Regions from separate parts of the Homo sapiens genome. Here region 2 is linked to region 1. Evidence: chromatin loops called from intact Hi-C (ENCODE). Cell type or tissue: B cell. All regions are shown on one strand. Links, peaks and the distances in the headings refer to the core of each region. The heading gives the core; the rest is flanking DNA. Region 1 overlaps PTGIS (prostaglandin I2 synthase). Region 2 has its middle 38 kb from the start of SNORD12.

Region 1 (5,376 bases), core at 123-5,122:
CTCAGCCTCCTGAGTAGCTGGGATTACAGGCACGCACCACCACGCCTGGTTATTTTTTGTATTTTTAGTAGAGACAGTGTTTCGCCATGTTGGCCAGGCTGGTCTTAAACTCCTGACCTCAGGAGATCTGCCTGCCTCGGCCTCCCAAAGTGTTGGGATTACAGGCATGAGCCACCACGCCCTGCCTAGCCTGTACTTCTATAACTTAGATATATCACACTAGAAGAATTGTTGTACCGCTTACAGCTTTCACTCAACTCCCTGTCTACAGCATTTCCACATCGATTTGTAAAAATCTACCTCATCTGTTTTTGTGGCTGCAGAGCGTACTTAGTGTTGGTAGAGTGTCCTGGCTGATTCCGTGTGCAGGGGCCGTAGGAACCACTGGGCGGCGCCATTCCCTGGGCCATGTGCCCCCAACTTCCCTGATGAGCAGAATCCTCTCAGGCCCTTCTTCATAACGTAGGTCCCTCAGCCCCATCCAGGTCCATAGGAATCCAGGTCTCCAGGGGAGAGCTTGGAAAACTGCATGTCTGACAAGTGTCCTGAGAAGGCTGGGAAGTGCTGTGTGTGCTGGGCTCAGAGACTTGCAGCAGAGGCCTGGATTTGAATTCCTGCGCTGCTGCTTCCTTGCTGGTGACTCGGAGCAAGTTACTTCTACTTGCCCCAGTTCCTTTCTCTGGAGGGACCGTGGAGGGGAGTGGCTAAGACAGAGTCTGGGCTCTGACGGCTTGAAGAGCTTTACCAGCTCCCCCTCCCAGCATCTGTGTGTTTTCTCTGTGCCTCAGCGATCTCATCTGCAAAATGGGGGGAACAGCAGGATCTTCCTAGAGGGCAGCTGTTAGAATTGGCTGAGGTAACAAGAAAAAGCACTGTGGCCGGGCGCGGAGGCTCATGCCTGTAATCCCAGCACTTTGGGAGGCCGTGACGGGTGGATCACCTAAGGTGAGGAGTTCAAGACCAGCCTGGACAACATGGCGGAACCCTGTCTCTACTAAAAATACAAAAAAATTAGCTGGGCGTGGTGGTGGGCGCCTGTAATCTCAGCTACCCGGGAAGCTGAGGTAGGAGAATTGCTAGAACCCTGCGGGTGGAGGTTGCACTGAGCCGAGATTGTGCCACTGCACTCCAGCCTGGGCGACAGAGTGAGACTCCGTCTCAAAAAAAAAAAAAAAAAAAAGAAAGAAAGAAAGAAAGAAAGAAAAGAAAAAAAGAAAAAGCACTGTTTGCTGAGCACTTACTATGTGCCAGATACGAGGTTAAGCATTGTCATAGTCAGTGCTCAAACACTTCATCACCCATTTCCTTTTGCTTATATATTTTTAAAAAGCCAAACTTTAATGCATTATTGATTTTGTTTACATTATGAGAGAATCATAATCTTGTGGTTAACAATTCAGAGTTACAGGTTGTATAAAATATAATACCCCTTCTTCCAAGCCCAGCTTCCTGTGAAGCCAATGTTAGCATGGTGGTATTATCCCTTCATGGTATTTTGTATGTTCTCACAACTAGAGACAAATATGCACATCTACAGTGTCTCTGTGTTTACAAAGAAAAATTGTATCTGTTATTTACAACCTGTTTTTAACCTAACAATATAGCTGTACATTCTTCTCTGTTGATATAAACATCTTTTAGAGATATTAGCTGATGCAATTAAACAAGAGAAACCAATTATAGACATCAGAATGGGTAAAGAAGTAAAACTATTCCTATTTGCAGATGATCTGATATTGTACCTGGAGAACCCCAGAAAATCAATAATAAAACAAACTCCAGCAATAAATGAATCCAGCAAAGTAGAAGGATATGAAATTAACATTAAAAATACAAGACATCTGGCCGAGCACGGTGGCTCATGCCTGTAATCTTAGCACTTTGGGAGGCTGAGACAGGTAGATCACTTGAGGTCAGGAGTTTGCGACCAGCCTGGCCAACATGGCGAAACCCCATCTCTACCAAAAATACAAAAAATTAGCCGGGCATGGCGGCAAGCGCCTGTAATCCCACCTACTTGGGAGGCTGAGGTGGGAGGATCACTTGAGCCTGGTGAGACAGAGGTTACAGTGAGCCAAGATCACGCCACTGCACTCCAGCCTGGGTGACAGAGCAAGACTCCATCTCAAAACAAAAACAAAAACAAAAAACCAATACATTTTTTTAGCCCTCACATGGCTGTTTCAGTAGTTAGCCATTTCCCTCTGACAGATGTCAATATTCTATCTTTCTTTCTTTTTGCTTTTATACCATTTCATTGTACTTGTATCTGTTCTACCATCTGGTTATTTCATTTCTCTCTGCCCACTTCTTAGAAGTGGTTTTGCCAGGTCAAAGGCCCTATACATTAAAATTTTTATCTGCTTCTGCCACATCATTTCCAAAACCACAGAGCAATTCATCCGCCTACCTAAAGGGAAGAAATCTGCTCCACCAGATGCCATCAATCTTTCCATTTATTTGCTAATCTGATGGGCAGAGGTGGGTAACTTATTGCTTTAATTTGCATGTTACCACAACCTTGCCAACATGCAGTTATCAGCCTTTAAATAATTGCCAATCTGATGGAAAAAAGGACATCTGGCTCTATGTGGCATATCACTGACTACTGTGATGAAACATCTCTGGGTGTGTGTGGTTTTTTTGTTGTTTTGAAACAGAGTCTTGCTCTGTCACCCAGACTGGAGTGCAGTAGCGAGACCTCGGCTCACTGCAATCTTGACCTCCCAGGCTCAAGCGATCCTCCCAACTCAGCCTCCCAAGTAGCTGGGACTACAGGCACGTGCCACTGAGCCTGGTTAATTTTTGTATTTTTTTGTGTTTCAGTAGCCATTTGCATTTCCTGTTTATGAGCCGGCTGTTTGTGTCCTTTATTATCTTTTTAGAGGAACTCATTTGAGCTTATCAAATCTTGCCATCCATGCTGGAAGGTTGTTATTCACATACCCATGTTGCAGATAAGGAAACTGAGGCTCAGAGAGGTGAGATCACTTGTCATAGACATGCAGCTGGTAGGTGGAAACTTGGTCTGTCTGTCTGCAAAATCCTGTGCATAAAGCACCTGCCACATCCTAGCACTGATTGCTTCCCCAGGAAAAATTGGGTTTCTCCATTACCATTTCCTCCACACAGATGCTCCAGAGGAGTCTGATTAGACGCAGAGGAACTCCCCCCATCACTCTGGGAGCAGCCCTGGGCTGGCTATAGGAAGGATGCATTTCTCAATATGAGCAGCAGGTGGCAATGTGGGACGGTGATTTCTCATCTTAATTGGGACCAGAGGCATGTGGGCAAAGCAGCCCCCGAACATTGCTGTGGGGTGCTTGAAGCATTGCAGCCTCTTTTGGCAGAACCTGCTGAAACATAAAATAAAATGCACATTCCTTTGATCCTGTACTTCCACTTCTAGGAATTTATCCTACATAAATGCTTGCACATGTCTACAGATACACAAACATATTCATTGTCACATTGCTTATAATTGCAAATGCTAGAAACAATTTAAAGTCCATCAGTAAGGGCTGATTAAATAAATTATGCATTCATCTAAAGGCCATCTATGCATCTAAAACAGAGTGGGACATACTGGTAGTGAATGAAATCTACTGTTACAAAAAAGAGCAAGCTGCAGGCAGAGGGTATACTATATCACTATATATACATACATTTTATATATATATATATATGTTTTTGCTTTTGAGACAGAGTCTTGCTCTGTTGCCCAGGTTGGAGTGCAGTGGCACGATCTTAGCTCACTGCAACCTCTGCCTCCCAGGTTCAAGCAATTCTCCTGCCTCAGCCCCCCGAGTAGCTGGGATTACAGGCACGTACCACCACCCCCGGATAATGTGTTTGTACTTTTTTAGTAGAGCTGGGGTTTCATCACATTGGCCAGGCTGGTTTTGAACTCCTGACCTCAAGTGATCTGCCTGCTTCAGCCTCCCAAAGTGCTAGGATTACCGGTGTGAGCCACCACACCCGGCCATTTTTAAAAATGTGGGAGTATGTATAGATTTTTGCCTTTGGGAAGGCCGAGAAGGGGTGGAGAGAAAATCATTTTTTACAAGATGTGGACTTGAACTCTTAGATTCTTTATTTTTCTTCTTTTTTTTCTGTATGCATACATTATTCTTCCTTCACTTTTTAAAGTATAAATATATTTTAAAAGAAAGTTAATCCTTTGAGAACCCTTAGGCCATTGAGTCTGGTGTTTCTCATACAGTAGGGAGTTGGGGGCAGGGGACAGTTAAACAGACCCCCTAGCTAAGCATAGTGCTTCTGTCTGGAACATTTATTTTACTGGATTATTTTGGGGGGCTGTTTATTTGAACATTGTTTTGGGGAAAAAGGCATTCTTATATCAAAGAATCACAGAGTCTGATGCAAAACTCTGATGCATTTCAAAGGTAAAACACAAGACTTTAAAGACATGTGTCTTCTGGGGGCCTCTCTGTACTATGCCCCCAAATCTAGAGGGCCTAGAGGGCTTTCCCAGAAAAAACTTGAGAGGTATTCAAGTCTGGGTCCTCATTTTTTGGATGAGGAGACTGAGGTCCAGAGATGGGCAGGGGCTCAGCCGAGGCTACATAGCATGGGGACTCTGGGATTTAAACCAGATACACCAATCTGGTTTAAATTGGTGGGCTGCCAATCACCGTGGGCCTGGCAGCCCTCATTCATGGCATCCGGTTATCACACCAATAAGAAATACCTCGTAATAATGGAGAGAATGTAGCAAGTAGCATTTTACAAACTTCTACCGATACCAAGTGTGTTCTGTGTGTGATCTTTCTGAATCCTCCTGACCATCCTATGAGCTAGATGGCCCTCATTTTACACATGGGGGAAACTGAGGCTCAGAGATGCAAAGTGACTTGGCCAAGGTCATCTCGTTAGAAAGGGAAGAGCTGGGATTTCAATGCTCTCTGTCTTCAAACTTTGTGCTCTGTATTTCGCAATTTATTATTGTTTCTTAATTAAAGAAGCAATTCATGAACATGTTCTCCTTGGGCTAATAATTTGCTAACATTCAGTAAGATTTGTTATTTAATAATATAGCGTTTATTAGGACTGTGTCAGTCATCTCTGTGCTTTAGATGTTAATAACGCATTTGATCTGTATATAACCCTCTGTGGTGGGTACTTTTATTATCCCAATTTACAGGCAAGAAAACTGAGATGCTGAGATGTGAGGTGACTTGTTCAAGGTCAGGCACTCTGCTACAGCACTGGGCCTCTTAACTGGGCTCCTCTGACTTTTGTTAAAAAAAAATCAAATATTTCAAAAAGGAAAATTCTCTTTTGACCACATTCCCTCTAAATCTATCCCCAGGTAACTATTGCTATCTGTTTGCTGTTATCCTTCTAGAACAGTGC
Region 2 (5,376 bases), core at 317-5,316, 220 kb after region 1:
TAAATGGGGAAGATGTCAAGGGGTCTCCTTACACCTGTAGACTCAAGCTTCCCTCTCCTAACATTCTTGAGTCTCTGCCACCCTTGAGCTGCTATACAATATTGAGATCTGGAGTCAGACTGCTGGAGTGCAAATCCCAGATCTGCTGTTTAAGAGCTGTGCAACCCAGAACACGTCACTTAACCTCTCTGTGCCTTAGTTCCTCATCTGTAAAACAGACATGATAACACTGTTCCATAGCGTTATTATGAGGCTTAAATGAGACAATTTACTTCAAGCACTTAAAATAGTACCTTCCTGACATTTGGTATTTCATAAATATTAGATTTGTTGTTTGCGGATTTTGTTTGTTTTTTAAGTCATCTTCAACATCTCCCTCTATTACAATTGATCACTTAAGGCAGTTGACTTTATCTCCTAAAAATAGCCCATGAAAAAAGCAAATACTTCTCTACATCTTTTGCCTCCTAACTAGTCCCCTCCTGCCTGCTCCCCTGGGAGGTGGAAAGTGAACTTTTCCCTGCGTCTCTTCACAAGACCCTGCTCCAGATAAGGAGGCAGATCCCAAAAGAGCAAAACAAAGGTGAAAGCAAAGCTTTGAGGCTCCTGGTTCCTCCAGCCCCCACTCCGTATAGAAAGGACATCTCTTGGGAGGGGCTAACATTGTGTGATTCTGTGGGTGTCGGTCAGACCATGAGAAAGTATCACTGATGCCTTTGCCTGGACCCATCCTGGGCCCCCACTCCTGCGCTGTGGCAGGGGAGCCCCTGTTGGTGGTGCTAACCTGGGACTTCAGCTCCAATCAGTACAGACCCGCGGCTGCATGAACTCTCTACACAGAAAACCAACCAGTACAAAAGCACCCCCAGGCAGTCCTTCCCCAAATTTAATCTGGAAGGAGTTCTCTTTTGCCTATGGCTTGAGAAGACACCACATCCAAAATTACTTTCTCATCTCACTGCTGCCTGAATTTCCAACGTTGGCCACTCCTGGCAGCAAGGAGCTAGAAGACTCAGAATCAGACCCAGCTCCTCCACTGGCTGGGAATTCTTGACTGCCCAAAGCCCTCTCCTCTCTGAGCCTTGCTTTTCTTGACTGCTAAACAGGGATGTTATTCCATACCTGAACCCCAGAGGGCAGGGAGAATGTATTCAGGTTCCAGGGGACATCCAGCCCAGCTTCTGGGCACAGAGGGATAGGTGATTAATGGATGTTAGGTCCCTTACATTTTTATTTATTTATTTATTTATTTATTTATTTTTGAGACATGATCTCGCTCTGTCACCCAGGCTGGAGTGCAGTGGCATAATCATAGCTCACTGCAGGCTCAACCTCCTGGGCTCAAGTGATTCTCCCACCTCAGTCTCCTGAGTAGCTGGTGCTACAGGCAGTCATCACCATTTGAGGCTAATTTTTTTTTAATTTTTTGTAGAGACTGGGTCTTCCAATATTGCCCAGGCTGGTCTCGAACTCCTGGCCTCAAATGATCCTCCCACAGCCTCCCCAAGTGTTGGGATTACAAGCATGAGCCACTGTGCCCGACCCATTATGCATTTTTTTAAAAGCGCCCTCTCTGTCTTTTAAAACAAATTTCTGAAGGAAGCTCTAGTGATATCACACGGTAGAGGGGCCCAATCAATCACTTTCCTCCCTGACATAGGAAAGTTGGGTCATAACCGTTTTACAGGGTGACAGAATTTAGATTTTTTTTTTGTCTCCAGTGGGTGTGAAAACTTTACTTCTGGGATTTAAAAAGGATAGAGAGCCAGACATGGTGGTGCGTGCCTGTCATCCAGCTACTTGGGAGGCTGAGGCAGAAGAATCGCTTGAGCCCAGGAGTTCGAGGCTGCAGTGAATGATGATCGCACCACGGCACTCCAGCCTGGGCGACAGAGCAAGGCTCCATCTCTAGAAGAAGGGAGTGGGGTGGCGGGGGGGGAGGGGATAGGCAGCGTCCTTCCCACTAATGACTCAACTAAAATAGCCCTTAATAGAGCGCTGTGGGTACCACTCTGGAGGAGCCTTTACCAGGAATGCTTGGACTAGCCCGGTGGCCACGCCCAGCACGCGGACCACAGATGGACTTCACCTGCGTATCTGTCAGGCCCCTCGGCTTCTGGACCCGCCTGCCTGAGTTCTAACCAGCTTGGACACACTAGTTTTGGAATCACTCAGACCGTTCCGCCTCCGCTTTGAGCGTCTTTCCATCCTTGCTCTCCAAGCGTTAGCCCTTTTCTTGGTTTCTCCATGCTCCTTGTCACCTTCTCCATTCGCCTTGTGACCCCTCCGCCCGAAAGAAGCTTGCAACCCCTCCTCCCTCGCAGCTCTCTTGGCCCCGCGCCCGTCCCCAGCTGGGGCTCTCAGATAAAATACAGGACTCCGAGTTAGATTTCAATTTCAGAAAAACAACAAATAATTTTTTAGTATAAGTATATCCCATGCGATATTTAGGACATATTTTTCTCTAGAAAGATTTGTTTATCTGAAATTCGAGTTTAACTGGGTGTGCTGTATTTTGATTTGCGAAATCTGGCGCCCTACCTCAACCCAAGCGCCTCCCTCCCCTCGAGGCCCTCCAAGCTTCACGACCCCCCCGACACCGCTTACTGGGTGCGCTCCTTCCTCTCTCGCACCAGGCGCTCTCCTTCCTGCCTGCGCCTCTTGTGCTCATTTCCCTTCCACCGCCTGCGTCCCGCACCTGGGCCGAATCCTCCACCTTCCTGCCGCCCTTCAAGTCCTGTGAGCAGTCCTTGCGCCCCTCCTCCGAAACACCCCTCAACTCTCCACGAGTCCCTCTCCTTCAGGTCCCCCGAGATGAACGCACCCAGGTTCATAACCTGCGCGTCTTTCTCGGCTCGCAGCTCCACAGCCAGTGCTTCCCCTTTAGGTCCTGAGTGTCTGCGTCCCTCCTTGCCCGCGCGACCCCCTGCACGTCCCGTCTGCCCCGCGGCGCACCCTTCCAGTCCCCAAGCGCCGCGCCCCGCCCTCGGCTCGTGTGACCCCTCCAAGCCCAGAGCCCCCTAGGTGCTGGGCTCCCTTCCTCCGCTCATCCCCCGCCCCAGCTCCCCTCCGCTCCGAGCGTTCCGCTAGTGCCTTGCCTTTCCCCGGGTGCACCTGGGCAGACCCGCGTATAGTCTGCGCAGCAGTCCCGCGCCGCGCCGCGCCGCACGCTTGGTCGCAGAAGCAGCGCGGGGGCCCGCGGGCGACAAACATCGGGTCACGGCCAGGACAGCAGCGGCCCAGCGCGGCGGAGCCCTGCCAGGGCAAGAGCACGCCCAGCGGCCCCCGCTCCCAGGCCCCCGTGGCCACCGCGGCCAGGACGAGCGACAGGGACAGGATTCGCGCCACGCCACGCATGCCCATGGTCGGGCTCAAGCTAGGTACCGGGACGCCAACGGAGACAGATCTTGTGTAGCCTGCCTTGAGTTGGGGGCGGAGGCTCCCAGACCCGACCCCTCCTCGGACCCACCTCCTACCTGTCACCGAGCTGATGTCCACCCCGATTCCTACCGTCCAAACTTTGCGCAGCTCTTTGTAGTGGTGAAATACCCAGATATGGTCATAATAATCTCAACAACTTTGCAGAGCTCCTCATTGCCTCCAGGTTCCAGGAAGACAGGGGCGATACAGCCCCTATGCCATTAATTGTAATAGCAAAAATACCAACCGTAACTGCTAATATTATTAAAATAGTAGTAACCGCCATAATAATTGCCAGGGAACCAGGCTCTATGTGTCATCAGTATTGCCCAAACCTGAGGCTCTTGGGTGCCCTTTCATTTTTTCACCATATTCTACCACCTTGGCTATTATTTCCTGGGTGTTTCTCTTTAAATGGACTTGCTTTTTAAACTTAAAGTAATTTTATTTTTTTAAATGCCACATCACTCAAGAGAATGAGAAGACAAACCCACCAAACCCACAGAATGGGAAAAATTATTTGCAAAAGACACACCTGATAAAGAACTGCTGTCCAAAATATATAAAGAACTTTTAGAACTCAATAACAAGAAGACAAAAGACCTCATTAAAAAATTGGCAAAAGAGGCCAGGCACCATGGCTCAGGTCTGTAAAATCCCAGCACTTTGGGAGGCCGAGGCGGGTGGATCACCTGAGGTCAGGAGTTCGAGACCAGCCTGACCAACATGGTGAAACCCCATCTCTACTAAAAATACAAAAAATTAGCCAAGTGTGGTGGCGGGTACCTGTAATCCCAGCTACTCAGGAGGCTGAGGCAGGAGAATCCCTTGAACCCAGGAGGGGGAGGTAGCAGTGAGCCAAGATTGCACCATTGCGCTCCAGCCTGGGCAACAAGAGCAAAACGCCGTCTCAAAAAAAAAAAAAAAAAAAATAGGCAAAAGAACTAAGCAGATACCTCAACCAAAGAAGATATACAGATGGCAAATAAACATATGAAATGATGCTCAACATCACCTGTCGTTAGGAGATTGCAAATGAAAATACTAATGAGATAACACTACATGCCTATTCAAAGGATTAAAATCCTAAACGCTGGTGAGGACGTGGAGCAACGGGAACTCTTTTTCATTTCTGGTAGGAAAACAAAATGGTATAGCCATTGTGGGAGACAGTTTGGCAGTTTCTTACAAAATGAAATGTACACTTACCATATGATCCAATATTCATGCTCCTTGGTATTTACCCAAATGAGCTGAAAATTTATGTCCACACAAAGACCTGCACACAGATGTTCCTAGAAGTTTTATTAATGATTCCCCAAACTTGGGAGCAACCACGATTTCCTTCAGGAGGTGAATGGATAAATATACTGTGGTAAATCCAGGCAATGGAATATTATTCAGCACTAAAAAGAAATAAGCTATCAAGCCACAAAAAGACGTGGAAGAAACTTAAGTGCATTTTATTAACTGAAAGAAGACAATCTGAAAAAGACTACATACTGTATGATTCCAACTACATGACATTGTGGAAAAAGCAAAACCATGAAGACAGTAAAATTATCAGTGGTTTCCTGGGGTTAGGCTGGAGGGAGGGATGAATAGGTGGAGCACAGAGGATTTTTAGGGCAGTTAAACTATTCTGCATGATACTATAATGGTGGATACATGTCATTGTACATTTGTCCAAACCCATAGAATGTGCAGCACCAAGAGTGAACCCTAAGGCAAACTATGGGCTTTGGATGATAAGGATGTATCAGTGCAGGTTCATCGATTGTAACAAATGTACCACTGGTGTAGGACCTTGGTAGTGGGAAAAACTGAGGGGTGGGAGGAGCAGGGAATATATGAGAACTCTGTACTTTCTGTTCAATTTTGCCGTGAACCAAAAACTTCTCTAAAAAATAGTCTATTTTAATAAGAAAAGGAAAGGAAAAAAATATATCACTACTA

Evidence for each region. A loop is a pair of places that touch in the nucleus more often than their neighbours do. Peaks named below come from ENCODE experiments on the same cell type or tissue, not always from the same donor. Only the 100,000 strongest peaks of a DNase experiment are listed, where the experiment ranks them.
Region 2: it touches region 1 in a loop (8-fold over the local background); 1 of 110 quality-filtered maps calls a loop at or near these places.

The regions. Positions count from the first base shown.
Region 1 is chr20:49,532,283-49,537,658 of GRCh38, reverse strand. The region is part of intron 5 of PTGIS (prostaglandin I2 synthase); the gene reads left to right. Among named protein-coding and RNA genes, the nearest start is that of PTGIS, 33 kb to the left of the region's middle. In B cell, for the core only: CTCF peaks have their summits at 3,021 and 3,232 (motif pointing right); a DNase peak (open chromatin) is centred at 3,238; H3K27me3 peaks cover 346 bases.
Region 2 is chr20:49,316,324-49,321,699 of GRCh38, reverse strand. No RefSeq gene overlaps it. Among named protein-coding and RNA genes, the nearest start is that of SNORD12, 38 kb to the right of the region's middle. RefSeq lists enhancers at 2,083-2,664, 2,665-3,246. In B cell, for the core only: no CTCF peak of the experiment used is centred there; a DNase peak (open chromatin) is centred at 2,819; H3K4me3 peaks cover 872 bases; H3K27me3 peaks cover 4,559 bases.